2 separate regions of the Homo sapiens genome follow, and region 2 is linked to region 1. A link is an interaction called in ENCODE POLR2A ChIA-PET data of the cell type or tissue named here. Cell type or tissue: MCF 10A. All regions are shown on one strand. Links, peaks and the distances in the headings refer to the core of each region. The heading gives the core; the rest is flanking DNA.

Region 1 (2,808 bases), core at 225-2,724:
TTAGGGAAGTTACTAAATATGACAGGAGAAACAGGTATGCCTCGCCTTAACCATCTGAACTATTGCCTTGCCTAAATTCCCTGTAGTCATAGCACCCATTATTCTAAAATGTCCTATAATGGGCATGGACTCTCTGATCCAATGACTAATACATTAAAATTCATTTAAGTCTTTGGCACTTAACAATCAGGTTGACAAAATGGGACCCCATGGACCCACCTCTTCCTTTTCATTTAAAATAGTTAATGTGGCCCAACATAAATTAAAGCAGGGCCTTCAAGGATTAAAACTCATTATACAAGATTTATTCAGAAAAGGGGTGATTATCCACACTGTTTCTCCATTTAATAGCCTGTTTGTGAACCTGGAAAGGATGAGTGGTGCCTCACAGTGAATTACCACAATACTTTTTTTTTTTTTTTTTTTTTTGAGACAGGGTCTCGCTCTGACGCCCAGGCTGGAGTGCAGTGGTGCAATCTTGGCTCACTGCAACCTCCGCCTCCTGGGTTCAAGTGATTCTCCTGCCTCAGCCTCCTGAGCTGGGATTACAGGTGCCTGCCACGACACCCAGCTAATTTTTGTATTTTTAGTAGAGACGGGGTTTCACCATGTTGATCAGGCTGGTCTCAAACTCCTAACCTCAAGTGATCCACTCACCTCGGCCTCCCAAAGTGCTGGGATTACAGGCTTGAGCCACCGAGCCCAGCCCTTTGCCCATTTTTAAAATTGGGTTGTTTGTCTTTTTGTTGTTGGGTTGTAGGTGTTCTTTATATATTCAGGATATTACAACCTAATCAAATATGATTTACAGATATTTTCTACCATTCTGTCAGTTGTCTTTTTACTCTGCAATAGTACCCATTCTTGATGGGGCTATTTTTTTTTTATTATTGAACTGAAAAAGTTCTTTAGAGGACTTGTCTAGAGACAAGTCCATCATCGGATATATGAATTGCAAAAAAAAATTTTTTTATTCTGTAGGCTGTGTCTTCACTTGCTCCTGGTGTCCTTTGAAGCACAAACATTTTTAATTTTGACAATGAATACTGGGCTCTTGGAAAAGATGTTTAACAGAACTTTCACCTCCTTTATTGGCCTCAGACTCAAGGTCTCATAGGGCACCATAATGGTTCACTTAAACAAGTTCAAATGAAATCAAATGAAACATGGCACCTTTCAGTCAGCAGTCGAGCATCGGGGTGAACTGTAATGAGTCTGACTCCATTTTTTTTTTTTTTTTTTTTTGAGACGGAGTTTCACTCTTGTTGCCCAGGCTGCAGTGCAATGGCACGATCTCGGCTCACTGCAACCTCCCCCTCCCAGCTTCAAGTGATTCTCCCACCGCAGCCTCCCAAGTAGCTGGGATTACAGGCATGCGCCACCACGTCCGGCTAATTTTGTATTTTTAGTAGACACGGGGTTTCTCCATGTTGGTCAGGCTGGTCTCGAAATCCTGACCTCAGGTGATCCTCCCAACCCGGCCTCCTAGAGTGCTGGGATGACAGGCGTAAGCCACCGCGCCCAGCCAATTCTGACTCCATTTTTGATGATTAACTGCTGACAGCTGTCAAGCCCCATCCCTCCCTTTTCCCCTCTTGCCGTATAGCTGGACAAACCAATAAAAAAGCCCAGCTGCTCCCTCCCTTGCTGCTGGCAGATAGTTTCACCCACACAAACCCAGCCCATGGGTAGGGGCCCTCACCCCAGCCTCCCTTCCAAACACAAAGCCAGGCCAGCTGCCCCTGTCTGCATTCTCAAGCTACTTTGGGGCCTGTTTAGGAACCTGCTGTACTCTCCCCAGAATGGCTCATTACATGAGTCACAAATCTTTTCATGCCTTCTCGGTGTGCAGATAGCATCATCAGTCTCAACATCCAAACCAAATTTCACGTGGGTTAGGGGAGATCTATCCCACATCTGTGGGGTGATCACAGCAATGCACATCTCCTAAAACTCTCAACATCCTCCTACGTCAAGGCCAATACCACGGCTAAAATAATTAACAGTAAGTGGTGCTGATTATTTAAATCTATATACAAATATCCCCAGTTGTTTCCAAAATGTCTTATGTAGCTACATTGTTTTGATTTGTATTTTCTTAAATCAAAATCTAATTATTGTTTGTATCAGGTTTCTGTCTCTTTTGTGTCCTTTAATCTAGAACTGGACCATTCAATACAGAAGCCGCAAGTGGTTAGTGGCTATTAAGAACTTGAAATGTGCCTGATCCAAACTGAGATGTGCCATAAGTATAAAACCCACAATGAATTTCAAAGAACTAGTACTCACAAAAAGTAATGTAAAATAGCTCATTAATAAATTTTTTATGGCTTACATATAGAACTGAAAATTTTTTTGATATATTGAGGGTGAGGCAGAATAATGCACCCCAAAGATGTCCATGCCCTAATCCCTAGAACGTGTGAGAATATATTACTGTACAGAGCAAAATAGATTTTGCAGCTGTGACTAAGTTTAAGGATTTTACTATAGGGAGATTATACTGAATTATCTAGGTGGGTCCAATCTAATCACATGAGTTCTTAAAAGCAATGAACCTTTCCCAACTGTATCGGGGAGATGCAACCTGAGAAGTACTTGACCTGCCATTGCTGGCTTCAAAGATGAAGAAAGAAAACCAGAAGCCAAGAAATACAGCAGTCTCTGGAAGCTAAGAACATCCCTCAGCGTACAGCTAGCAAGAAAACAAGGACCTCAGCAAGGTAGTAAATTCTGCCAACAACCCAAATGAGCAAGAAATTGATTCTCTCCCAGAACCTCCAGAAAAGAACACAGCCTACCACGCCT
Region 2 (2,808 bases), core at 24-2,523, 76 kb before region 1:
GTCTGGGAATGGTGTCTGCCCTGTCCCCCAGCCCTGGGCTAGGCCCTGGGGCCACAGGGTGAAGGAAGATGGCAAAGCACAGTGATGTCCACCACCCGCCACCACCACCATCTCACTCAAGGGGAAGGCCTCCACCTGAGACACAGACATGAATTAAACTTATCTCTGGAGACTAAATTATAAAGAAGAAAGTGAGGGAAATTGTTTCATCTTGCCTCCCTGCAATCAGGAGATGCTGAGTGGTGAGCCTTAGCTGGAGTCCTCAGCAAATTCTTCACCCAGGACCACTGCCAAGGGTCAGGCTTTCAATTTGCCTCCTCCCTGGGTTTTTCCCTTGGGCGATAAGCAACCTGGTAGCCAGTCCTTAGCTTATGTTAACTAGAGGCCAAAATGCCCAGCTGAGGAGTAATGAATTTAGTCCATCGACATGACTCTTTGCATCAGCCACCAACGAGGGCAGCCTTCACCGAACATGGGTGTATCACATGGCACAGTCTCCTCTCCTGGGTTATTCGACACCTTCCCAATGTGACCCAAGGAAAATCGGACAGGTCTGTGACAGCTAATAATACTCACCCCAATTCTCATTAAGCACTTATCATTGGTTCTCATTCAATCCTCATAATACTATGAGGTAAGTACCACCATGCCCATTTTACAGAAGAGGAAAGTAAGGCTCAGAGAGGCTCAATAACCTGCTCAAGATTCCACAGCTAATAAATGGTAGAACTGGTATTTGGTCAAGGCAGTCTTACTCCAGAAACTAAGCTCTAGATGATACTATTGCACAAACTCATGTATTTGTTAATAAATAAAATACATTCAGATGAGTGGCTCTTCAACGTCATCATCTTTGGGGGCTGCATACTTATTATGAAGCCACACTGAGGCAAGGTTTCACGTGCTTAGAGCACCCCTCCTCAGAATGGCCTCTAGGATTGGTTAAAAGCCACACAAAGAAATCTTGACATCAGGGTTACGCCTTATCCTTTTGACTCAAAACATCACCACCCAGATAATCCACCATATCCACTCCATATCCACAACGCACTCTCTTGACTTTCAAAAATCAAACCCACCAGCAGAATTTGATGATGATCTACTTTTAACGACATTTAAAAGAACAAACCACGGGCCCCGAAAGTCATTTTCAAGAGGCATCCATGTTTGAATCACTCACAATAACCTGGGAATCAGGCTGGGGCTGATTTCCAGCAGAAAAGAAAGGTCTGTTTTGAAGAATACTAGTTCTTATTTGACCCATTAACAATTCAGTCTCTTTGCACATGAGTGAGAATGCACAACACAACGTACCTTGTTGGTGCACACACATGACACCAAGTGTGCCTGTCCTCCATAGAGCAGGGACCACCCCAAAGCAAGGGTCATGTCTCCTTTCTCATGCCCAAGAGATTAGAAAATGCACAATAGGCTGGGCGAGGTGGCTCACGCTTGTAATCCCAGCACTTTGGGAGACCAAGGTGGGCGGATCACCTGAGGTCAGGAGTTCGAGACCAGCCTGACCAACGTGGTAAAACCCCATTTCTACTAAAAATACAAAATTAGCTGGGCATGGTGGTACATGCCTGTAATCCCAGCTACTCAGGAGACTGAGGCAGGAGAATCGCTTGAACCTGGGAGGCGGAGGTTGCGGTGAGCTGAGATCGTGCCATCGTACTCTAGCCTGGACAACAAGAGCGAAACTCCGTCTCAAAAAAAAAAAAGAAAGAAAGAAAGAAAGAAAAGAAAATGCACAATAGGTGTTTGCTGGCCAAATTACTGACCTGGAGTGAAGGATCATTCATTACACTACAAATGACAAGCTATCAGATGACAGGGCCTACACATTACTTTGCTTGTTCGGTGCAGTTCACACAGCTAAAGAATACTAACAATATTAATAATTTTTTAAAAATCTGAATAAAACAAGGATGTGTGCCATTGCCACTTCTGTCCAACACTGCACTGAGATACTAACCAGTGCAATAAGGCAAGAAAAAAATAAAACTGTCTACAGCTGTGCTATCCAACACAGTAGCTACTAGACACCTGTAGCAATTTAAAATTAAGAAATTAGGCCGGGTGCAGTGGCTCACGCCTATAATCCCAGCACTTTGGGAGGCCAAGGTAGGCCGATCATGAAGTCAGGAGTTCGAGACCAACCTGAACAACATGGTGAAACCCCATCTCTACTAAAAATACAAAAATTAGCTGGGCATGCCACGTGCCTGTAATCCCAGCTACTCAGGAGGCTGAGGCAGGAGAATCGCTTGAACCAGAGAGGTAGAGGTTACAGTGAGCTGAGATCGCGCCACTGCACTCCAGCCTGGACGACAGAGCGAGACTCCATCTCAAAAACAAACAACAACAACAAAAAATTAAATATTCAGTTCCTCGGTTTTACTTGCATCATTTCAAGTGCTCAAGAGCCAAATGTGGCTAGTGACTACCACACTGCAGAGCGAAGGTCTAAAACATCACCATCACTGTGGAAAGTTCTATTGGATAAATGCTGGTCTAATGACTAGAAAGGAAAAAAAGACAAAATTCTCATTTTTTGTGTAGAGTTATATACATAAATTCCAAAATATTATTAGAATATAAATTAATACAATTAACATAATAGATGTATTATTAGAATTAAAAATAATTTAGCAAGCTAACAAATCAATATATAAAAATCAGTTCTATCCCACTGAATATTTTCATTTTACCCTCACATTATCCTGGTTTTCCAAATGCAAGGCCCAGGGAGTGTGCAGAGACACGACCAGAATCACAGACCTCCCAGGTCTCCCCATGCCCTTA

What was found. ChIA-PET counts read pairs that join two places held together with the same protein. Peaks named below come from ENCODE experiments on the same cell type or tissue, not always from the same donor. Only the 100,000 strongest peaks of a DNase experiment are listed, where the experiment ranks them.
Region 2: POLR2A ChIA-PET joins it to region 1 with 5 read pairs; 14 of 35 experiments call an interaction of 5 or more read pairs at or near these places.

What each region holds. Positions count from the first base shown.
Region 1 is chr20:4,101,476-4,104,283 of GRCh38, reverse strand. No RefSeq gene overlaps it. Among named protein-coding and RNA genes, the nearest start is that of SMOX, 46 kb to the left of the region's middle. In MCF 10A, for the core only: no CTCF peak of the experiment used is centred there; a DNase peak (open chromatin) is centred at 1,773.
Region 2 is chr20:4,177,605-4,180,412 of GRCh38, reverse strand. The region is part of intron 3 of SMOX (spermine oxidase); the gene reads right to left. Among named protein-coding and RNA genes, the nearest start is that of LINC01433, 14 kb to the left of the region's middle. In MCF 10A, for the core only: no CTCF peak of the experiment used is centred there; no DNase peak of the experiment used is centred there.